Linked DNA regions of Mus musculus: all the other regions are linked to region 1. The links are chromatin loops, found by intact Hi-C in ENCODE. Cell type or tissue: left cerebral cortex. All regions are shown on one strand.

Evidence for each region. A loop is a pair of places that touch in the nucleus more often than their neighbours do. Peaks named below come from ENCODE experiments on the same cell type or tissue, not always from the same donor. Only the 100,000 strongest peaks of a DNase experiment are listed, where the experiment ranks them.
Region 2: it touches region 1 in a loop (2.0-fold over the local background); 5 of 42 quality-filtered maps call a loop at or near these places.
Region 3: a loop joins it to region 1, with 2.4 times the contacts of the local background. A loop is called at or near these places in 10 of 42 quality-filtered maps.

The regions. Positions count from the first base shown.
Region 1 is chr11:121,350,383-121,358,382 of GRCm38, reverse strand. Wdr45b (WD repeat domain 45B) reads left to right here and starts at 3,936. Exons shown (of 10, transcript NM_025793.3): 1 at 3,936-4,156. The coding sequence starts at 4,090. It overlaps Rab40b (Rab40B, member RAS oncogene family), which reads left to right. Exons shown (of 6, transcript NM_139147.3): 5 at 301-523; 6 at 1,075-2,262. The coding sequence ends at 1,346. In left cerebral cortex, a CTCF peak has its summit at 4,517 (motif pointing right); DNase peaks (open chromatin) are centred at 3,912 and 4,589; H3K4me3 peaks cover 2,257 bases; H3K27ac peaks cover 1,751 bases.
Region 2 is chr11:121,254,476-121,262,475 of GRCm38, reverse strand. Narf (nuclear prelamin A recognition factor) reads right to left here. Exons shown (of 11, transcript NM_026272.3): 11 at 6,620-8,000. Foxk2 (forkhead box K2) reads right to left here and starts at 2,489. Exons shown (of 9, transcript NM_001080932.3): 1 at 1,954-2,489. The coding sequence starts at 2,345. In left cerebral cortex, no CTCF peak of the experiment used is centred here; DNase peaks (open chromatin) are centred at 1,912, 2,589, 3,082, 4,235 and 1 more place; H3K4me3 peaks cover 2,459 bases; H3K27ac peaks cover 1,712 bases.
Region 3 is chr11:121,232,150-121,240,149 of GRCm38, reverse strand. It overlaps Narf (nuclear prelamin A recognition factor), which reads right to left and starts at 2,914. Exons shown (of 11, transcript NM_026272.3): 1 at 2,799-2,914; 2 at 1,633-1,731. The coding sequence starts at 2,825. In left cerebral cortex, CTCF peaks have their summits at 2,416 (motif pointing left), 2,897, 3,415 (motif pointing left), 4,466 and 2 weaker places; DNase peaks (open chromatin) are centred at 2,452, 3,035, 3,379 and 4,466; H3K4me3 peaks cover 2,593 bases; H3K27ac peaks cover 2,064 bases.

The DNA.
Region 1 (8,000 bases):
AGTGCTCTTCCTGCCTGTCCCAGCTTCTGATAGTGGTAGCCATCTTTGACAGTCACTTCATCCTATGCCATCATCATCATGTGGCATTTCCCTGTGTCCCCTCTGTGTCCTCTCCTCGCCTTATGAAGACACCAGTCATTAGAATAATCCCCCCCTCCAATTCAATAAGACTTCATTTTAAGTTATTACATTACACAAAGACCCTATTTTCTAATAAAGTACTGTTCTGAGGTTCTGTGAGGACATGAATTTGCGGGGCCATACCACTCAACCATTTTTCTTGTCTTTCTCATGCTCTAGCATGCCCCTGGGGTTCCTAAAATCTTGGTGGGAAATCGGCTGCACCTGGCATTCAAGCGACAGGTGCCCACTGAACAGGCCCAGGCCTACGCCGAGCGCCTGGGTGTGACCTTCTTTGAGGTTAGCCCTCTGTGCAACTTCAACATTACAGAGTCCTTCACAGAGCTGGCTAGGATCGTGCTGCTGCGGCATGGGATGGACCGTCTCTGGAGGCCGAGCAAGGGTATGTTAGGAGGGCCAGTTTAAGTCTCCTTTAGCTCCATCAGATGTGAAGTGGCTCTATAGCTCCTTGCATAATTGTCTGCCTCCTAGGCCCCCACCTCAAGGCTTCTGTGGCCATTCTCAGAAATCAAATGCATTTAGGGGTTAGGAGATGGCTCAGTGGGAAAGGGTACTTGCTGTCAAGCTCTAATCTGAGTCTGATCTCTGAAACCATGGTGGGCTTTGGATCTCCACATGTAGGGTTATAGCACATGTGTGAGTGAATGGGTGTGTGTTTGCACTATATAAATGTTCATTTTAAAAATCAAATATATTTGAAGGGAATAATTATTACAGCTTTGGAAGAAAGCTCACGATGAGATTTTTCTGTGGTCTGTACATGGGCAGAGGTGGAGGCAGAACAGGGTCTGCTATAGTCATCAGTGACATAGCCATCCCATTTGAGATTCCTAGTTCCTGGAGGGAGCAATCAGATGTGGGGCTTCTTCCTCCTTGTAGCCATCCCTAATCATAGAACACATAAGATAAGCAGTTCTCTTTTCTTTTCCCAAGTACTGAGTTTGCAAGAGCTCTGCTGCCGTGCTGTGGTGTCCTGCACGCCTGGGCACCTGGTAGACAAGCTCCCCCTCCCTGTCGCCTTAAGAAGCCACCTTAAGTCTTTCTCGATGGCCAGTGGCCTGAACACCAGGATGATGCATGGCCGCTCCTACTCCCTCACTGCCAACTCCAGCCACAAGAGGAACAGCTTCCGGAAAGTCAGGACCATCCGCCCACCCCAGAGCCCGCCCAGGAACTGTGCCAGGAACAGCTGCAAAATTTCTTAGAGGCTGGAATTGGTGGCAGTGGCCTGTAATCTCAGCTACTCAAGAGGCTGAGGCAGGAGGATCACAAGCTCAAGGCCCATCTAAGCTACAGAGTGAGTTCAAGGCCAGCGTGGGCAATTTTGAGACTCCACCTCAAAATTAAAAAGTGAGCTGGCTCTCTGGGAGAGTCTGAAGACAGAGACCTTTCCAGACTCGAGGAACATGTTCTGCATTTATTAACGGTAACGATGCTGCTTCCTTTGGAATGCCACTGCCGTGGTAGGAATGCCCAGTGCGCTGTGACTGACACTTTTGTGTGGATGTGCATGAAGCTCTTGTTCTAGACTTGTGTGTGCAAAGGGAAAAAAATTAGTATTCTTCTCTACTCTTGATAATATGAAATTATGGATGTGACTTTTTATCATGATTGTTGTGCAACTTTTTCTGTAACTGCTTTTATATGGCTGATAAAATGTGTGTAGTGAATACATGTTCAAGGAAATTTCAGAAGCAATGATAATCAGATAATCTAGCATTACTGATACTACAAGAGGGGCCTTTTGTAAACATTTTAATGTCAAAGCCCCAACTTATAAAAAATGCTGCAGTTTCACAGGTTGTGTACAACAGGTCTGTCCCATTTGGGTAGGACATGGATTTGATAAAGTTTTTGCTATGTTGTTTACTACATTTTGAGATTAATAAGTAATCTATATTCATATTTTTCTGTAAACCTACATATTTTGTACAAAGTATCCTACAAGTTCTGAAACTATGGGAAGAAAATGCCAAAGATATCTCCAATTATGTTGAACAAAGCCAGCATTGTTTCAACAGATTAGCAAGGAGAGAGGTATTTCAGTAAAGGAGAAGTAAAAACAGTTATTTAAGGACTATGTTTCTCAATAAAGTGGATACTTGCTCCTCTCTTGACAGAGTCGTGGTATCTCTTTCTAGATCCAGGTACAGCACAGCTCTCTTCTGCACTTGTCTCCTTGCCTGTTTCATGATGTTTACCCCAAAGCTTAGTTTTGTCCTATGTCATCTTTGGAAAGGATTTCTTCCCAGAGAAGAAATGCAGAGAAAACACGTAGTGCTGTATGTCATGACGAATGCCTAGTATCCCGGTTCTTGGGAGCTTGAAGCAATATTACTGTGATACTTTGACCAACTTGGAGCTACATCGTGAGTTCCAGGGTTAGAGAATGAGACCTTGTCTCAACAAGATAAAGTGGAAGTACTGAAAGAAACACGCTCTCATGTGGCTCCTGGTAAGTGTCAGAGGTTTGTTAGAGCTGTGGCCAGACATTTCCCTAGAGATGAAGCCCTTGTCACTCCTTGCCAACAAAAAAACAAAAACCAAAAACCAAAACAAAGCCACCACAACATTCTGGCGTTATAAAGGCTCAAGTATAGGTCTCTCTTCTGGTCCTGCTGCTTAGGAAGCTAGACCCTATGAGAGATTAAACAACAGGAAAACTGAAATAAGATAAAGCTTGGATACCCTAAGTTTTTATTAGTGATTTACAATGTCTTAACATTTTTTGAGTCTCCAGATACATAATAACAATGTCCTTAGAGAAGCAGGAGTGTAGCCATCTGAGCCACTGAAGGCCTGAAGCTGGGGTCATCCAGCCCTGTGGAGATGAGGTGAATAGATATCCAGAGAGGCAGGTGAGTGTGTAAGCCAGTGAAACCCGAAGGAACAAGGCCTCCTTGACAGTGGCCAACTATCAAGACATCCTGCCAGGACCTTCACAGCCACCTTATTGTTGTGCAAATGTTCTCACAGATGGTGAGACCGTTTAGGGCTTGAACATTCATGCCTCAGCTGCCCTTTCTTAGGTTCATAACTAGAGAGATGAAAGGACAGTCCCTGAAGTGGTTTCCCCTCCCCTCTTCAGTGCTGATGGGATGAATGGTGGGCTGTGTGGGACTAGGGTCCTTCTGCTTAAGCTTCTTGAATCCTAAGACGCTACAAGTCTTCATTTGGGGGAAAGGATGGTAAACAGGTAAGGGGAGAAGCCAGTGAGGAGAGAGGGAACCAGAGAATGAATTGTAGTAGAGAGGAGAAAGCACCAGCTTCCAGAGCCATCCCAGACCCCTGTAAACAGAGCACCCCAAACAACAGTCGCGAGGTCTGGGGATCTTTTCTGTGAGGTTATGTCCTATTATGTCTCTTTGGAAATTTGTGTCTGTGAGAGGACGTGTCAGATGGTTGGGAAAGCTCGGGAAGAAATAGGGGATAGTCTGTCTGTGTTTGTCTCTCGGGGAAAATGCAGGTACCATTACACGAAGGCTGCTTCTGGTCGAACACGATGTGTATCGTGGGAACGCGGTGAGGGTTTCAGGAGACTGTGTTGTGGGCAGGAGCGTTGGCGCAGTCTCTTCTCTGCCCTGTCCTTGGTCCCATCAGTCCTGCCCTGCTTGTGTGAGTGCGGGGCACCCAGCTCTCTCCGCAGCTTCCCCTCGGCTGCGTCCTGCCCCGCCCCTTATGGACGCGCCCGGCGAGCCCTCGCCACCTACTTCCCGCCACCTACTTCCCTGCAGTGGACGCGTCTGTCCCTCGGCGCTTGCTGGTTGCGCGCACGCGCGCCCACAGATCCGCGCGCACTGATGACGCAGCACTGACGACACACGCACGACGCAAGTCCCCAGGACCCTGGCTTCCGGCCGCGGCGGCCCTAGCGCCGCGCGACCGGAGAGATCGCCTGGTTGCGAGCGGTATGCGGTGCTGAGGAGCCACAGTCCCTACGACGGCGCCATGAACCTCCTGCCGTGTAACCCTCACGGCAACGGGCTGCTGTACGCCGGCTTCAACCAGGACCACGGTGAGACCCCGGGCCCAGCTCCGTGGTAACACCCCAGCCCTTCCGGGAGACCCCGACCCAACGCTACCGCGACCGCAGGGCCCCGGAGCTGTCGCGAGCGTCCCCCGGACCCTAACCGGAGACTCGGTCGCGCCCTGAGAGCTCAGACTCTGGCGGCTCTTTCAGGAAATCTCCGAACCGCTCTGTAGGGAGGACCCCCCCCCCCCGCGGTCCTTTCCAGCCCGGGCACCCATAGCGGGGAGAAACACCCACCCCACCCCACCCCTCCGCGCGCTGCCGCCGCCCGGGTCGGCGGGCAGTGCCACTTTTTTACCGGGTACCTAAGAACCCGCAGGCTTACTGCTGGGCGTCAGGGTCTCCAGCGCTTACGTTGCCAGCGGGTGGCGTAGCGGGACCTGCCCGTCGCGGGGCGGCAGTTTGTCGTGGTTCTTGCGGCTGGCACCTTCGTGGAGTGTAGGTTCTTCGCCTTGATGTCTTAGCTGTACGCCTCTCCCTCCCCTCTGGTATTTTCTTCTGTTCTGTAGGATGAAAGGACTTACATGATTTGCGTTCCCGTGACTGCCTCTTGCCTCTTGAGTTTGGGGTCTTGGAGAAGGTATTCTTGCTTCCAAGATAATGGGCGGGAACCCCTCTTAGTGGGGATTATATCCCCGAGACGCTTTTTCTGCGTAACCCTCACTGTCCTGGAACTCACTCTGTTGACCCTGTCTCTGCCTCCCGGGGTGCTGAGATTAAAGGAGTGTGCCACTATGTCAGCTAACTTCCCTTTTCTAAATCTCCTCAAGGGAAAAGGGTAAAGGCTGATACTCTGGGCTTCTAAGAGTTATAACATCTTAGCTTTCCGTATGTAAAATTTCGAGGTGCTGTAGCAAATGTATGACTTACTGTCTTGGAAAGTGAACTTAACTTGATTTTTGTTATTGTTGGGACTGGATCTTGCTCTCCTGTTCAAGCTTATCTTAAGCTGTGCTCCAGGAATCTTCCCTTCACAGTCCCTGGAGCAAGTGGGATTGCATGCTCACTCTATTGCCCCTGGCTAAGAAGATGAGTTTTTTTGATTTTTATGTTTATTTTTATTTTTGAGACAATTGGCACTGTGTATCTCTGGCTGTCCTGGAACTCCCTAAACCTCCTTAAAAATGTTCACCACCTGGCTGTTTTTATTTTTGAGGTGGGGATCTTACTATTACAGACTATAGTTAGGTAGTGCTTTAAGTAGGTAGTGCTATTGTGCATCCCATTTGCATATATTCTCTTAGAGTCCATGTGCTAGGCATTTGAAGAAGTTTGAGGGATGCGTTCACTATAATCAGAACCTGTAGGATAGCTATAAGCTATAACATTTCCAAGGTAAACCAAGGTAAGAGGGAGAGAATGTGCATAGCCCATTACAAGTGTGGAAAGCCTTCCTTTAGATCGGACAGAGATAGGCAAAAGTATTATTGTCCTGTGGAAGCACAGACAGTTCTGGGAAGAGAGCAGTTAGACTCCAGTGTGGTGGCCTTGAGCAGTACGGGATTCCAGGCCTGGTTGCAGTGTTAGGGTTGGTCCCATTGTGGAACTGTGAAGGAGCAAGCGCATGTAGCATCAGCACGTGGGGGCTGAGAGGCTCATGGACATCATATGAGTTCCAGGACAGTTAGGGCTACACAGAGAAACTCTGTCTTGTAAAACCAGAGGGAGAGAGAGGAGAGAGAGAGAGATTAGCTTTTATCCAGGTGTGGTGGCACATACCTTTAGTCCTAGCATGTGGGGAGGCAGAAGCAAGCAGATCTCTTTTGAGTTTGAAGCTAGCCATGTCTACAGAATAAGTTCCAAGACAGCCAGAGCTACATAGAGAAATCCTGTTTCCAAAAAGAAAGAGAGACAGACAGACAGACAGACAGAGAAAAAGAAAATAGCTCTTGAGCTAGCAAATTGTCTAAGTTACTTTTCTGTGTGATGAGACACCATGACCCAAGTCAACTTATACAGGAGTTCATTGTGAACTTAGAGTTTCAGAGGGTTAGGGTCCATGACCGTGATGTCAACGGGGAAGCAGGCATGTCACTGCAGCAGTGGCCGAGAGCTTACACCTGTTCCACAAGCAAGAAACAGAGACTGAGACTGGGAATGGTGTGAACTTTTTGGAGCCTCAAAGCATGCTCCAAGCGACACACCTTTTCTATCAAGACCGTATCTCTTAATCTTTCCTAAATAGTTTCTTCAACTAGGCAACAGGTATTCAAAACCATGAGCTGATTGGGGCCATTCTAACTCAGACATTCACAGGAATGTAGCCCAGTTTATGGAGCTTTCATGAGGTCATATAGGTTTGGGCTCCAGTACTTCCCTTAACTGGAGTGGTGATATAGTCCTGTAATCTCAGCCTTGGGGAAGTGGAGGCAAGAGGATCCAGAGTTCAAGGTCATCGTGGACTACATGAAGCCCTGTTTCAACGAGACAGACTTTAATGCAGTTTCTGGCTGCAGTTAAGCCTTATAGTATGAACTCGCATCAAACAGTTGAGTCAGTCACAATTTGGTTTTGTATATACTGATTTCTAGATTTGATTGTTTTTGTTTTTTGAGACAGGGTTTCTCTGTAGCTCTGGCTGTCCTAGAACTCAATCTGTAGACCAGGATTTCCTCAAACTCACAAAGATCCTCCTGCCTCTGCCTTCCAAGTGCTAGGATTAAAGGCATGTGCCACCACTGACTGGCTGCCATTGGTGTTAAAACACCTATTAAAAATTGAGTTTAGAAATCACTTTGTGTGTGTGCGCGCGTGTCCTTATATATGATAATGTATGTATAGGTACATATGCAAGCACAATCATGTTAAGGCCAGAGGTGGGCAGTGGGTGTCTTCCTGTACCACTTGACCTCTTGAGACAGGGTCTCTCACTGTACCTGAAACTTGCTCTTTCAGTTAATCAATCTGGCTAGTGAGTTTCTGAGGCTTCTGGAATGCCCTTATCTCTGCCCTCAATGATGGGGTTTTAGGTACATGGGACTGTATTGGTTTTAATGTCGGTGCAGGGGATATGAGCTGAGTTTCTCAAGCCTGCCCAGAAGCACTCTTACTATTGATACCTCTCTAGCCTCAGAAATCACTGTTAAGTACCTTTGCAAGGACTGGAGAGAGGACTTAGTTGTTCAGAGCACTTGCTGCTCTTTCAGAGAATGGGGTTTTGGTTCCCAGCACCTGTGTCAGGTAGTTTACAACCCTCTGAAACTCCGTTTCCAGGGGATCTGATGCCCTCGTCCAGCTGCTCCAGGCACTGCATGCACATGATGTATATACAGACAGACACACAGACACATTAAAACATTTTTTTTGCCTATGTAATTTTAAATTGTTGAAATTACTTTACTTTTGAGGTATCTCTCCAGACTCATTTTTGGGTTTTGTTTTAGTATTTTCAATGAGGATTTTTGTTTAGGTTTGGTTTTTTGGATTGGTTAGTTTGGTGGTAAATCGTTTTCACCAATGTATAGTGTTTCTTTGTCAGGATGTGTCACAATTAGCTGTTTTACCATTTGTGGGGTTCCCCTCTTCTCCCATGACTATAGTGGTCCCTGCAGCACTTACTAGACCATGTGTTTGGTGAGCGTGTGTTCAGTTTCTGAGGTGCTTGTTGTATTCCTTCCTTTTTGCCTCCCACTGAGGAGTTCTCAGGTCCACACCCCAGTGCGCTTTATGTTTCTATGATTTTGACTGCTGTGCAGTAGGACTTACTGTGCTGTTGTGTGTGTCTGTTTTCTTGGTTCTGTAAATTACTGGACATCTAGATGTCCACATTCTCTTCTGTTCTCACTTTTTCCTCCTTTCTTCTATTTCCTTTTTCATCTTCCTGGGCTAT
Region 2 (8,000 bases), 96 kb after region 1:
AAAATAACAATAAAAAATAGCTTGTAGGCCAGCAAGACAAATTACTGGTAAGGGCCCATGCTGCCACATCTGATGATCTGAGTCTGACACCCAGGACCCACACAGCGGAAAGAACTGACTCCAGCAAGTTGTCCTCTGGCCTCCATTGTGCTGTAGCAAATGCAAGCAAGGCACAGATATAAACAAAATGAACTTTCTACGTAGAGCAGGCTGTCCTTGAACTCAGAGATCCACCTGCCTCTGCCTCTTAAGTACTGGAATTAAAGGTGTGTACCACTACACCTGGCAATAAATGTCATTTTAAATTTATTCTATTTCATGTGTATGAGTATTTGCCCACACATATGTTTGTGTACTATGTGCATGACTGGTGACCACAGCATTCAAAGAGGGTATCTGATGCCTAGAGCTATAGTTACAAATAGTTTTGAGTGGTAATGCTAAGAACTGACGCTAAGTCCTCTGCAAGAGCAACAAGTGCTATTAACCAGAGACTGTTAATATTTTTAAATAAATAAACAAACAAACAAATAAATGAACTTTGTAGCCAAGCACAGTGGTGCATGCTGGGACACCCTCCCAAAGCTAAGAAATATGGAGTACAGACACATCAAACCTAAGTTAACACAGCTCTTGCTATTATCTCCAAAAACTGAAAGCAATTAAAAAACCTTCAGTCTGTGGCAAAAGCTCTACTAGCACTGATCTAGAGAGGGACCCTGAGGAATACTTAGCATTTCCTGGAAAGCAAAGTTGTTTTTCAAGCACAATAAACAGTAAGTTTATCCAACCACAGAACCAAATTGAAATTGTTTTGTGCTGTGATTGACAGTTCCCTATGAGGCTTCCTTGTAATAATTTTGTAATTATTCTACACAATCTTGTAATAATTCCTTAAAAACCAAACACCCTTTGTTCTGTTTTTTTGTTGTTGTTGTTGTTGTTTTATGAGACGACGTCTCAGCATGCAACCCAAACTATTCTAGAGTTTACTCCACAGTCTAACCTACCCTGGAACTCAAATTTCTACTGTCTCAGCCTCTAGGGTGCTGGGATTACAGGTTGAATACACTCCACCTGGCTAAAAATGCTTTTTAAAGATTACTTGGTTGAAATTAGTATCCAGTTTTCCCAGATTTCTAAGGTTCTGGACAGACAGGCTTCTAATCCTTCATGTTTGGGAGTTTTCAGTTTTTAGGCTACAAAAACACTGGGGAAAGAGAATTGTTAGGCTTAAGACGCTACCTCCAAAATATCTTGCTACTGAAACGTGAATTTAAAAAAAAAAAAAAAAAAAAAAAAAAGGTACCAGGTATCTACCCTTCATTTTAGATAGTTCTCCACCACACACATCTTAGCATCTCCCTTGGGTGCCTCCTCCCTGATGGTTAGGCACAGAGCACCCATAAAACTTCCACCCACCAACGCTGGTGATGATGGCAGGGAGGGCTGAGGGTTGATGGCAGAAATGATGGTCTGTGTTCTGAGAGTCCCATGTCAGACTGGACAAAGGGCCGTGGGTTAGAATACCAGTGCAGGGGACCTGGCAGTAGGAGGGCAGACAGGAGTGGGCCAGCATGTTAAATACTCCGGGTGGAGCGCTGGGGGGCTGTGATCCCAGTGATGGTCGTGGGCATTAAACTAGGGTAGGTCAGAATCAGTCAGGTCTTGGTTATGGGCAGTGAATGGGTCCTGGTGGTGAGTCTAGCCTTCCTTGCTCCCGGATAGCGGATCAGGATCCCTCCCTGATGGGGACCAGGTCTTGTCCAGGGTCTGACCCTGCTCATGGGTAGCTGACGTGGGTCTTCTGCGTCCTGCCTGATGATGGGCAGTGGGTCTGAGTGCGGGTCCCGCCCCTCCCCGGGGGTGGCTGCTGTGGGTCAGGGTCCCTCCCTGCTCTTGGGTAGCCACCGTGGGTCAGGTCCAGGACACTGCCCCCCTCCCGCCACTCACACGCGCGGCAGCTGCAGCGGCGGCGCCCCCCGCCGCTGGAACACCCCGTCCACGAACACGCCGTTCTTGCCGAGACAGCGCAGGTAGAAGTCGCCGCCCGCGTCCGGCCGGGGCTGCGCGGGTTCCGGGGCGGCCGCGCTATGGCCGCCGCCCGGGGGCGTGAAGATCTCCAGGTGGCGCCGCGAGATGAAGCTCGAGTGGCCCATGCTCACATCTACCGAGCCCTGCGATGAGTTGCGGCCGATGGTCACCGACCGCTTCTTCATGAGGTACTCGAACTCGCGGCCTTCGAGCCGCGCCACGGCCCAGCCGCCCGGCGGGGATCCGCCGCCCCCGGCCCCGCCGCCCGCGGGAGGGGCGCCCGCGCCCGAGAGCGCCGCCGCGGCCGCCATCGCCTGCGAGGCCTGGCCGATCCGCGCGGGCGCCCTAGCGGGCCGAGGCCCGGGCGCGGTCGTGGGCCGCGCGAGCCGAGCACGGTCGCGGAGACCGCCGGCCGGCGAGGAGAGCTGCGAGGGCGGGAGCTCGCACGGCCGCGCGCCGGCCCTACGACGGACGGGCACGCCGACCAATGGGCGCGGCGCACGCAGTGGGGCTACCGAGGCCGGCCAATGGGGAGCCGCGCCGCCGAGCGCCCGCACGTCCGGCGTCGTCGCGCGACGCAGGTTGGCCGCGGCGGCGCGGAAAACCCGGGGCGGAGTGAGGAGTTGGCGTGGGGCCGCGCGCGTTCGCGGACTGAGCGGGGGTCCAAGGTCACGACGGGCGCGAGTGCGCCCCGGGAGCCGCTGGCCCCTCTCACACTCCGCCCTAGGTTGCGTAGAGTCAGGCGCGCTGCTCGGGAACCTGCCGCATCGACCCGTATGTCACAGGGATGTGACAGAAATTACCCCAGTATGCATAGAGTTCTGCACTCAGTAATTCATACCAAGGACTGCAAATCTGAGCTTTATTCCAATCTGTGTATGTGTGATAGAGAGATCCCATCTCTCCCATTAAAAAAGAAACCACAACGCGGGCCCGTGGGAGGAGCAGAGCTATGCAGATCGAGCAGGCTGTGAGGGGCTCCAGAAGCCGGTGCCAACATAGAGGTGAAGCTGAGACCCCTAGTTTCTTCCCCAGGAACGAAGGGCAGTGGATGCACCTGCTTTAGCTCTGGTAAGAGAGGCACGTGGTCATAAAGAACGTCACACCAATATGGTGGCCCCTGGGTGCAGGCGATGGGACGCAGTGTTCTCTCACTGATGCACAAAAGGAGTTCATTCAGGTCAGGGAGAGTGGAAAGGTTGAGAGTCTGGACTTAAGCTGCATAGGATAAAGTGGACATTCTAGCCAAGAGCTTCTAAACAGAGGCCCCAGACTAGAGGCATGGGAACATTTTGCGTTCTAATTCATTCTATGTCTAAACTTGCAATACATTTAATGGGAAACAGTCTTTATAACATTTACATATCTTATTTGACATATGTGTCTGTAATTACGGGATAAATTCCTAAGGGTTCAAAATGCTTTGTACTATAAATATGGCAAAGAGCCATTTCATTAAATATTAATTTGAGGCATTGTAGGTGATGTACAGAAAACTATGGAAATGATAACTAGGTGAGTATCTAGACAAACACAGTTCAAGGACAAAGGGTGTCAAGAACAAGAAATGCCCTCCCATTACTGTTGACACCGTTGTGTTGTCCTGCGCACTGCCTAGGGCAGGTTTGAGGCTCTGCCATGTGACTCTAGCATCTATCTATAACATGGCTAGATCTAACTTTTTACACCTAGCTATCCAGGTATGTAAAGTAAGCATACAAATCCAACACTTATGTTGCTTTGTTTGGCTTTTGTGGCTGGTTTTGGTGTTTTCTGTGGGGAGGGAAAGACGATCAGTCATATATAACCCTGGCTGGCCTGGAGCTTACTATATAGGCCAAGATCACCTCGAACTCATAGAGAGCCACCCACCTCTGCCTCCCAAGGGATGGGAGTAGAGGAATGAGCCACCATATCTGGCCAAACCAAACACTTATAAAGATATTTATTTTAAAGCACTTCTTCAATGTACATGTAAACTTAAGCATTTATTACAGATGAGAACGCCGCTGTATTCTAATAGGATATATGTGCTTATCTGTTCCTGTGTATGTATCCCACTGTGGGCCATGCAGCACCAGGGACTGATGTCAGGATGTCCTCTTCAAGGACAGGGTCTTTCAATGAACCTGGAGTTCTCGGTTTTGGCAAGGCCAGCTGCCTAATGAGCCCTCGGGACCCATTTGCCCATACTCCCACATATGCCCCATTCCCGCCCAGCAGAATATTTGATCCTGCAGGATATAGAGCATCTCTGATGTTTTTCAGAGTTGATCCATATGTTTTATTAGTTGGTTTGTTTGAGATAGGGTCTCACGATGTATTCCTGAATGGCCTGGAACTCACCATGTAGACCACCAGGCTGGCCTGGAACTCAAGAGTTACCTTCCTATGCATCAAGTACTTTGATTTAATGTGTACTCCAGCAATTTTTTTTTTTTTTGAGACAGGGTTTCTCTGTGTAGCCCTGGCTGTCCTGGCACTCACTTTGTAGACCAGGCTGGTCTTGAACTCAGAAATCCGCCTGCCTCTGCCTCCCGAGTTCTGGGATTAAAGGCGTGCTGCCACCACGCCTGGCTTCCAGCAAATTTTGATTTTATGATTATCAATAAGAACACTGATTTATATAAACACACAGCTACAAAATAGCAGAAGGGTGTTTATGATCATTTCAATAGTTGGCAAGCCTTTCTCCAAAATAAATGTAAACAAAAATCATGATACCAATTAGAAGGGCTAAAAGTATTAATATGACTGACATTATAAAGAGCTGGCGATGACATGAAGCAGCTGAGACTAGAAAGTGGTGAGGCACTATGAGAGATGGTTTGTCTCCTTTCCTTGCTTTCAAGGCTCCCCTCAAACCCTGAGAGTTCTGAGGAAGACCTTGAGTGCCAGATCCTAACAGCAGATGGTGGGATACAAGGCACTTACCATGCCTGCTCGTGTGGTGCTCAGGGTAGATCCAGGACTTTGTGCGTGATAGGCAAGGAAAATATATCTGACTTCTTGTGAATTTCACAGACGAATAATGTATGTTCCATCTTGAATTTTTAAGAATACTCTAGGTTTTGCCTTTTGTGAGGGAGGGGGGATAGGTTTCTTTGTATAGCCCTGGCTATCCTAGAACTCCCTCTGTAGAACAAGCTGGTCTTGAACTCAGAGATCTGTCTGCCTCTGCCTGCAGTGCTGATATTAAGATTTAAGATCTTTTTATTTGTGTGCCACATGCATATGGGTACTCCAGAGTCCAGAAGAATGTATCATAGCCCCTAAAGCCGCAGTTAAAGGTGCTTAAGTCACCTGATGTGGGTCCTGAGAACAAAGCTTAGGTCCTCTAGAAGAGCAGCAAGCATACTTAACTGCTGAGCAAGCTCTATATCCACCCCACCCCCAAAGTTACTGTCAGGATTTAAAAGGTAACATCACTAGACATGGTGGCTCATGCCTCTAACCCCAGCACTTGGGAGATGATGGAGGCAGGAGAATCAGTTCAAAGCAAGCTTTGGCTAAATGTGACCATAATCTCAAAACAAAACAGAAAGGGAGTTGAAGGGAAAGGGCGTGAAAGAGGGAGACCTGAGTGTGGCTGGATGTGGTGGTCTACAACTGTCTCAAAACCACCCAAGTTTGAAGAAAGGAAGCAGGAAGGCAGGTGGAGGGAAAAGGATTTCTTGTTTTGTTTTTTGAGATACTTTCTCCATCATTTATTTCTTGCTGGTCTGACACTCACTATGTAGACTAGGCCGGCCTCCAAATAAGAGATCCATCTGTCTCTACCTTATGATGCTGTGATCAAAGTTGTATGCTCCCGTATCTGAAAAAGTAAGATTCTGAGACTTTATTCAATCTTCCCTATCAGTGATATGAGGCGAGAGTCACATCTGCTAGGTTGGCTGAGTCAAGTGGATCCCTTGAGCCAGAGTTCAAGGGACCAGGCTGTTTCTGTAAGGGGTTGGGGGTGGGGAAAGAAAGGGAAAGATGGGAAGGAAGAGAAGAGAGAAATCAGAGGGGAGGGTGGGGAAGGGAGAAGGAAAAACAGACCTGGGGACATAGCTTCTTTATCAGCGTGCCAGCTTAGTATATCCCCAAACTCTGCATGCAATTCACCACTGTAAAAACAGGGAGGGTATGGTGGTGAGTCTGTAATCCTAGCACGTGGGAAGTAGACACAGGAGGATCAAGATGGAGATTTAAAGACCAGCACAGGCTACAAAGTGAGCTCAAAACCTGAGTAACTTAGTGAGACCCTGTCTCAGAATAAATAGTGAGAGAAAGGGTTTGTGTGTGCACTGGAGGTATAGCTCAGTTGTAGTTTTGCCTAGTGTATGACATACCCAGGTTCCAGTCCCAGCAGTAGACAGGCACACACACACTTTAAACTACATTCAGGGTCTGGAGAGCTGGCACAGCAGTTAAGAGTTCTTGCTGCTCTTCCAGAAGACCAGAGTTCAGTTCCCAGCACCCACAATGCAACTCACAGGTCCCTGTAACTCCAGTTCCCGGGCACCCAGTGTCCTCTCAGGCCTCTGTGGATACCCATAAACACCTGACTCTTACTCAAATAGACACACATACACATAAATAAAAATCATAATAAATCTTCCATTTCAACTCAATGTTTACAAGCTGAGCCGTGAATCCACAGAAGAGACGGTGCTTCATGAGTAGTGAGATGCGAGGTGTCTTCTCTGACATAAATGACTGCACTCTCTCAAATGGTAAACCAGAGTAAGTTCTTCAGGCAGTTTCCCATCTCTAGATGCAGGAGGGAGCCCCATATGTAATATGCCAAGTGGAAAAGGAGCCACACTTCCTGATTACCCTTCCGGCCAGCTGTGCCCCTCAGGTGAGTGGTGTACCCAGGGCAGCGCCTGCAGCCTAGCTGCCAGCTGCAACCCCAAACCCTGTGGTTGGCTCACCTGTGATGCACCTGGGAAGCCCACATGTCGACCAGTAATGGGTAAGGCACACACTGAGTCAGATCTTAACAGCAGTCCAAACAACGTACTAAAGAATGCAGCAATCCTCCCTGTCACTTTCTGCTACTGTGGATCTTGAGAACGAATGTGGTGCCCATGGATGCTAGGCACACGCCCTGCTCCTGAACTATGGCACAAGCCCTGACAGAACTATTTCTAAATTACCTGTAACAGAAACCAAATTTAGTCTTTGAGACAGAATCTCATCATGTAGAAGCACGGTTACCCACAGTAGTGCAAACCCATACAGCTCGGGCCAGGTAGGAATCAAACTAAGATTGGGCCTCTGCCCAAGCAGAGCAGAAGCATGGTACAACAGAGCACTGGGCAGATAGGAGCTTGGGTTATGCCCCTCATGCCTGCACCAGCGTACGTTGTCCACTCTGACTGTCGTGATGCTTTGACTGGGTCCTGTCTGTCAAGAACTTGCTCACTTCATACTTCCATTGCTTTGGGCTTTGTTTTTAGGGGGGAGGGAGTTGGGGGATAAGGCAGGGTTGCTCTATGTATTCCTGACTGTCCTGGAACTCACTCTGTAACCTAGACTAGCCTCTAATTCACAGAGATCCACCTGCCTCTGGCTCCAAGTGCTGGGACAGAAAGGCACCTGTAGTCTTGAAAAGCTCACAGGGCCACGGCCTAGCATCAGTGAAACAGAAGGTCATAGATCTCACATCTTAGCCCCTAGCCTATGTTGCTATCATGGGTGGTGCCATGAAGTTTGCAGGAAGTCAGTCCCTTCCCACGCTGACTCCCCGTGTTCTGAACCTTCTCCTGACCTATTAGAGAGGGACTGGGAAAAAGGTATCATCACCCAGGCTGGGGCCTGGTGAGGGAGGCGGACTGCGGGGTGTAGTCCAGGACAGGAGAACAGCTGACTCCTTCAATGCCACACTCAAGACCCCATTGCATTGTTTATTCCATAACCAGTTACTTTGGGGATGGATACCCAAGGCATATAGACTGAAAGCAAAAAAAAAAAAA
Region 3 (8,000 bases), 120 kb after region 1:
CAGCATCCATACAGTGGTTAACAACCATCTATAACTCCAATTCCAGGAGATCAAACATCCTCTTCTGATCTCAGCGGGCACCAGGCATTTATGTAGTGCAGACATCTATCCGATGGTCCATCCTACCTTCAATTCTTACCTTCAGGGCCCAGTCTACCAACTTTTACCCAGCATCCCTTAGCCTTTTAAAAATTATGCCCACACTAAACTGCCAAGATGTTGGTTAGACTGTGTTCAAACTTATCTCATCCTTACCAGAACCCTGGGATGGAAGAAACTCAACGCCTCACAACACTGATAAGAAATAGGGCCTCAAAAGGGTTGTTTTATTTTTGGAGATGGAACTTTACTGTGCAGTCTAGGCAGGCCTCCCCTTCTAAGGTATGCCCTAATATGTCAATGGGATTTTATATGACAGGGTAGGCATTAGGGTACAGGTCTGGTGTCTAAAGCATTGGCCCAAACTGATCCAGGACTCCAGGGACCATTGCCTCTTGGTGCACTGCTGCTCCCCAGAGGCCTGCTTCACAAAGGACAGCACTGGACACACAGGAGGGCCAGAACTATGCCCATCAGATTAAACAGTACATCAGAAGTACTAGGTCGAAGGAAAAAAATTCCTGCCACCTACTTCCCCAATGTCATTAATTCTACACTTACATAAAAAAGTTTTATATTACATTGACTGATTGCTTTCTTGTTTGATGTTATGTGTGTGTGTGCAATATGTTGGTGTAAAGGTAGAAAGACGACTTGTAAAAACTGGTCTTTTCCTGTCACCTGTGTTCATAAGTCTCCAGATGTCATATATGGGTTCTGGGGATCAAACTGACATCCTGAGACTCGGTGGCAAGTGTCTTTACCGGCTGAGCTATCTAGTAAGCTCTAAAATCAATTTGTTTGTTTGAAATGATTGAGCTCAGAATTTCAGGCTAGCTAGCTAAGCTCTCTATCAGTTGACTAATCCTTAGCCCTCCCTCAGTTTTTGTGTTGAGATAAGGTCTCATTATACAGCCTAGGTTGACCTTGAGCTGGACCTCCAAAGGTGTACCAGCATTCCTGACTAGTCCTAATATTTTCTAAGACAACTGTGACTGTAACCTTCTCTGTGAATCCATAGTGTGGCATGACACATGCAGTAGCCTCTTCAGAGCATGAAGTGAGACAGGTATGAAGCTCAGCTCCAAATGTGATACAATATGTGATACAATGTGATACAGTATGTACAAACAAGCATCACAACTAGCTGAAACAAGAACTGAACTAAACAAGCAGCTTAGTTAACTTAAACAGCAAGCTTAAAGAATCATGGAACTTGACCCTCAAGTCTGCATGCATTACAGAATGTGAGTTCCTTCCATTTTATAGAATAAGGTTTCAACACTGTACCACAATATTCCTATTTCTCAAGCAGTTCCTGGCCTGGTATGTTTGAGAAGACTCAAGACTGTCCTATACATGGCTCTTCCCACTTTTACTTCAGTCTTTCTTAGAGCAGTGAAGTGCAAGGTAGTATAAGACTGGACAGAAGAAACAACAGTAGCCACTCCACTCACACTCACGTTAGGCTGACACAAACCCGATCCACTCACGCTCACGTTAGGCTGACACAAACCCGAAGCATCTACTTGCCTCTTCACTCTCCTTGGCTGGGCTGGCCCCATCGCTTGGCTGGGCCCCATCACTGGACACATTCTCCTGGTCATCAGTTTTTGATTTTTTACTACATTCCTTTAAAAAAAAAAAAAAGGATGGGGGATGTTAGAAAGGAAAATTATTTTTCTTTTCTCTATTTTTATTTATCTATTTTTTTCCTTTTTAGATCAAGTCTTTCTACATAGTCCTGGCTGTCCTGGAACTCACCATGTAGACCAGGCTGACCTCAAATTCACAGAAAGTCTGCCTCTGCCTCCTGAGTGCTCAGATTAAGATGTGTGCTACCATATTTTTTTTTAATGAGATAGGGTCTTGATAAATTGCACTGTCTAACTTTGAGCTCCTGCCTCAGTCTCTCAAGCACTGGGATCATTGGTGTGTACCACCGAGCTCAGTCAAGAATAATTTAGTGTGATGCCAAAAACCAAAACATATCCTGAGCAGTCGATCTTACTTCTAAGAAACCCTTTCTACAAAATAAAATCATCCATACTTATAGAAGGGTACACATAAACACTCACACCCTCCATTTGTATTGTTTGTAGTAGTAATGAAGAACAGGAAGTGATCTAACGGTAATATATATAAGAACATTTAGATGTGGCTATTACACAAGATTACAGGCGATTCTCTGAAAAAAAAAAAAAACAACGTATGGAGTATTTGGATATGATACAATTCCTGTAAAAAAACAAAAAACCAAACGAGATTCCTGCACATGCATCACGTGTGAAGGCAAGTGAGGCAGCTGTCAGTCACTTCAGCCACCTAGTGGAGCAGGACAGGAGGGCCTGCCTGCCCTTTATTCCTTCTCCACTTCGTTGTATTGAAGTTTGTTGTTGTTTAAGTAGAAGAGCCGCTCAAAGCATCATTTCTAATTACTTTATTAATCGTTCACTTCCACAACAGGGTGCCGGGACTGAGATCAATCCCCGGCCCCAGAACAGTAGCTTCCACGGACAGTCCCGGCGGTGCACTCGCCTGCAGTGGACAACAGCCAGCTCGCCGCCCAGTCCTCTGCAGACAGGTGATGGCTGTCAGAGGCCGACATAACAGAGCAAGGTGCACCCGGCTGAGCCCGACCCTCACCACCGATTCCAGCCTTGGCTTTCGCCCCTAGCCCCGCCGGACGACGCACCCACCTTTCGTGTGCAGTGCTCACACTTCATCTGGAGTGGGACTGGCAGGAGGCCGACGCGCCTAAGCTGTGAGGAGTAAGGAAGACTGGAACACCGCCGCCTGCCGCCCGCTAGCGACCTGCGACCCTTTGTTGTCTTCTTGCACGGAGGCCCCGCCCCAAGGACTGTAGTAGACCAATGAGAGAGCCTAAGCAAGATGAGCCACACCCCTGAGCCAATGAAAAGAGTGCAAGGATGGTATGGCACGCTCACCCCGCCTCCGCCGCTTAAGCCAATGAGAGTGTGAGGAAGTGGCAGGTCCCTCCCAGGAGCCAATCAGAGAACGGGGGTGGAGCTTGTCCCTCGACTAGTAGTTGCCCGGCCGGGACATATCCTCCTGTCAGTTTTTGCCTGGTTAAGGACTAATGGGGAAAGTTGGCAAAGGCGGGCGTATGAGGCAGGAAGAGTGCGCTGACCGAGCGGACGAGGCCGAATCGCGGCGACCTCAGAGCGCCTTGCTCAGTGGCCGCGGCCTGGCCCGCTCAATCAAGTTAGCGTCGTAAGTTCTGCTCTACTGCGTCTCCTGGAGGGCGGAGCCGGCGCCGCCCTCTACCGCCGCCATGACCAGCCAGCGAAGCCTCACGTAGGCCGGTGCGGCACAAGTGCACATGCGCAGCAGGCTTGCTTTGCTTTATGGGCAATGCTGCTGAGTCTGGCGTGTAGATTCAAAGTAGGCTGACCTTGAATCTTGGCGAGTTAGCGCATGCCTTTAGTCCCAGAACCCAGGAGACAGAGCAAGGCAGATCTCTGAGTTCCAGGACGGCCAGTACTACACATGTACCTGTCTACAAACAAAATGACAGGTAGGATGAGCAGGCCTATTGGCAATTACCCAACACTCAGGAGGCTGAGGCAGGAAAATGATAAAATTAAAGCCAACACTGCCCTATACTGCTACACAGTGAGACCTGTCTCCAAGGCAGATTAAATGCATTATTCTTTTGTTGTGTTCCAATCCCCTGGGAAAGACCAAAGACAGACTCAATTCAAATTTAAATTAAATAAGTGCATTCTTACTCCTACCTGAAGGACAGCGGCTTTAGAGCCAAACAGCATGCTGGAAGAAGGCTAAAGGAAAGCTTTATAAAGTAGATATCATAGCTGCACACCACCTACAGAATAGGGCAAGTTACATAATATACAAAAGATGTACCTTATCTATGGAATCCACAGCTGGGCAAGAGAATCGTCCTGTGTAATAATGTACATATAACTCCCCTGGGACAGCTAAAGAAACTTACTATAGTACCAGGCATCCCTTAAAGGCCACTGACCTTTGACCTGGAATGTCAATAATAGAATGAGATTATAGGATAATGGTTTACCGAGGGAAGTGTCTCTAATAACTGAGAGCAGCCTGTTTCTGGACCAGCAGTAACAGTGCCCCCAAGTTACAGCTGGCTGTCACATCCCCAGCCCTAAATTCTCTGAATTAGCTTGTTAAATGGAGTTTGTTTTTCAGTGCCTTCTAAAAGCTGAGTTTAAACATATCATTAGAAATATAAGGGGGCTAGGGAGATGATGGCTAAGAGCACTGCCTTTCTTTCAGAGGATCAAAGTTGGTTCTTAGCACCTGTGACTGACTGGCTAGAAACTTCCCGGGCTCCAACTCGAGGGATCTAGCGCCTCTTCTGGCCACCGGAGGCAACAGACACACAGTGCATTTGCTCACATGCTGCCAAAACGCTCATAAAACAAAAAGAAATATGAATTTAGGGCCCAGTGAAACGGTTTAGTAGGTAAAGCAAGGTAAACCCCTGCAAGGTGTCCTCTCCTCCACTTGCTACTATGGATGTGCGCACACACAACATAAAGAAATAAAAATGTTAACATCATTGTGAGTTTACCTTACTTTCAGTTCACTAAAATTATTCTCAGTGATGTCGGGAGTACGGGCAGTCGCCCGAGGAGCTCCAGGTCCTATCACCAGAACCAAAACCTGTTCTGTCTCACAGCTATCTTCTGGTTCTCTTCCTCTCTCCTGTTTCATGCAATTTTCCCATGTACATGGAAAAAATATATATGTATATGTGTATGTGTGTGCATTTGTGTATATACTTGCACACATACAGATGTTGGTTCTCTCCTACCATCCTGGTTCCAAGGATCAAACTCAGAACCAACTCTAGGAGCTCAGCCATTTTGCTGATCCTCTTGATTACTAACTGCAAGGTTAGGCAAGACTAGAGAAGGGAAGACAGGAATCATAAGACTGTCTAGTTGTCTAGTTGGGGAGTTTCTTTTGTTTCTACATTCTTTGAGCTACACTCATATGAACTGTCAACACATTCTTTTTGTTCTGCACGCTTATATAGCTAAAACTGTTTTTATTCTCAAAATTCTGGTAGAAATAACTTGATATCAAGTACCCTTCACTACTGCGGAGAGCTGTGTAAAGATTACTCTTACACTTAAGAGTCTACAAATGTTCAATGACATATTATATCTGATTTGGTTATCCTGCTGGAAGCCAGTCAGACACTATGACCCACACCTTAATGCTTAGAAGCAGTAACCAAACATTAACGTCCACACCCAACTTGTGGAGTTTTATTAAGATGGAGTCTCTTGAGGCTGGAGGAATGGCTTAGCAGTTTAGAGCATTTGCCATTGCGGAGGACCTGGGTTGATTCCTGATTCTGTGTATTGGTTCCCAACATTTCCATTAACTCCTGTCTCCAGGGTATGTGACACCCTGCTTGGTTTTTGTTGTTCTTTTGGTTTTGGGGGATTTGTTTTGTTTTGGTTTGGTTTGGTTTTGAGACAGGGTTTCTGTGTGTAACCTGGCTGTCCTGGAACTCACTCTGTAGACCAGCCTGGCCTTGAAATCTGGGATCCACCTGACTCTGCCTCCCAGGTGCTGGGATTAAAGGCGTGCACCATGACTGGCTGGCAGCGACGCACTCTTTTGACCTCTGTGAGCACCAGACATACATGTGGTACACATACTACACACAGGAAAAACATTTACACACACAAAATAAAATCAAAGGCCAGCTATGGTTTTGCACTTCTTTTATCCAAGCGCTTTGGAGACAGGCGGATCCCCACGAGGTTAAGGCTTGCCTGGTTCACACAGCGAGTTCCGGACAACCCAGAACTAAAGTGAGGCCCTATCTAAAAAATAAACAAGTAAATCAAAATAGATCAAATATGTATTCTATATTGAGCCACATACACAGCCTGCAAGATGTTTTCTTAGGTCATACTGAACTCTTCAGGCATGTACTTCTTATTTATTATTTTTTCAGGGTTGTGTGACAGAACTTCCTGATTTGTCATTATGTCACAACATACACATGATCCTCATCCCAAAGAGGGAGCCCATGACAGACCACAGTATGGATCCCACCAGAATCTAACCTGGGGAAACAATGAGTTCTACTGGGTTATTTGCAGGAATATGGGTGAGGGGTTATGAGAGTCAAAGTGATTCAAAGTGCATCACAAAAGCCAACCACAGCTTGGGTGACAGCTCACAAATCTGGGACCCTGGAGCACATGCCACAGCTTACAGGTAGCTCAAGAGGTTGGAGAGTGTCTCTTTTCTAAGTGTCCCAGTTGGTCTAACCCTCTTCCAGGCAGCTGGTCTGGTCTGAGAGTTTTCTTAGCAGCTGATCTTCCTTCTGTCTGAGAGAGACTTTCAGCTTTTGTTGCTTATATGTACTTTCCTGATAAAATATTTATATTGGGGGCTGGGGAGATGGCTCAGCAGTTTAGAGCACTGGCTGTTCTTCCAGAGGACATGGGTTCAATTCCAAGCCCTCACATGGCAGCTCAAAACTGTACTCCAGTTGCAGCAATTCTGACAGCTTCACACAGAATGCATGCAGGCAAATGCCAATGAATATATAATAAATTTTAAGATGTTTATATTGCCCTGTGTTGCCATTATAGCTCTGCAAGTGGATAATTATAAACAAGTTTTGCATAACCAACACCAGTTTCTGAGAGGTACAGAAATTGTTCAGTTTCATTAAGCATAGGTGTTGGAAAAACAAACTACCTACACTGAACCAATAGAGCTTGCTTTCAATCTGCCTTCTAGACTCTCAGCTACACTCAAAGCAACGGGGTTTGCTTAGTCTCAGGCAAATGCTCTATCGCTTAGCTCAATGATTTTAGCTTACTACATAGGTACTGGGTTACATCTCCGAGAGGAAAGGCTTTCTCAATGAGAGCAGTGCAGCTGTATGCTGAGGGGGAAAGCTTTCCCCAATAGTTGCACAGCTCTGAGGGAAACCACCAATGTTGTTAAACTGTCGTTACAGTGGAAGTGTTACAGCTCTGAAAGGAGATCATTCTAGCAGTAGGGAGCCAAGGACTACCACAAAGTAACCCGACACAACAAACCTCATCAAGAGATTTGCTGTGACAGAACAAAGAGAGTGGTTGCCTATGCTTGGATGAGAAGTAGATTGGAGTTGAGCAGGAGACAGGCTTATATAGGGCTTCTTCGGGGAGGAGTTTTGCCAGGAGCCTGCCCAGGCAGTTTTTCTACAGGGCAGTCCAGCCATGGAGGAGATAAGGTGAGTGAGTGCGGAGGTGGCCAGGCAGTCTTGCCCCTGTGACTGACTGGTAATCAGGTGCTTCTTTATTTTACAGGTTTCACAGAACAAAAGACAATTTCACAAAACAATGATTATTCAGGAAGTATCGATTATATTTGATTTTTCACTTTATGTCCAGAGTTACAAGTTCAGTCACAATCAGAAAATACAAATAGAACAGATTTTATTTTTATCATCAGCCCTATAACTCCAATTTAAAGAACCTAAAGAATGTCTCCTCCAAAGCAAACACATTTATTACATGACAGCCTGCTTTTTGGCTGGCAATGTTTGCAGTTTTAAAGCACTCCAGACAAACAAAATATCTGAACTGGTCTTTTTATTAATAACAAATACTAATACCTAACTTCTTTTATTACTTCATCACCTATGCTATAAAGTAGGAAAAATTTATTTTAGTCAACCTATGTTACTTACTGAGTTAGTTCTATTCCTCCAAGGGTGTATCCTGTACAACCCCCTATCTTTAAACTTCATTTTCAGAAAGCTCTAAGCATACTGTAAAGGGAGGCCTTGAATGTAACCTATTCTCCTGGCCAGTCAGAGTTTGTCAGTTGTCTCGGTTTACCCTGCACCAATTACACTGTTTGAGTTA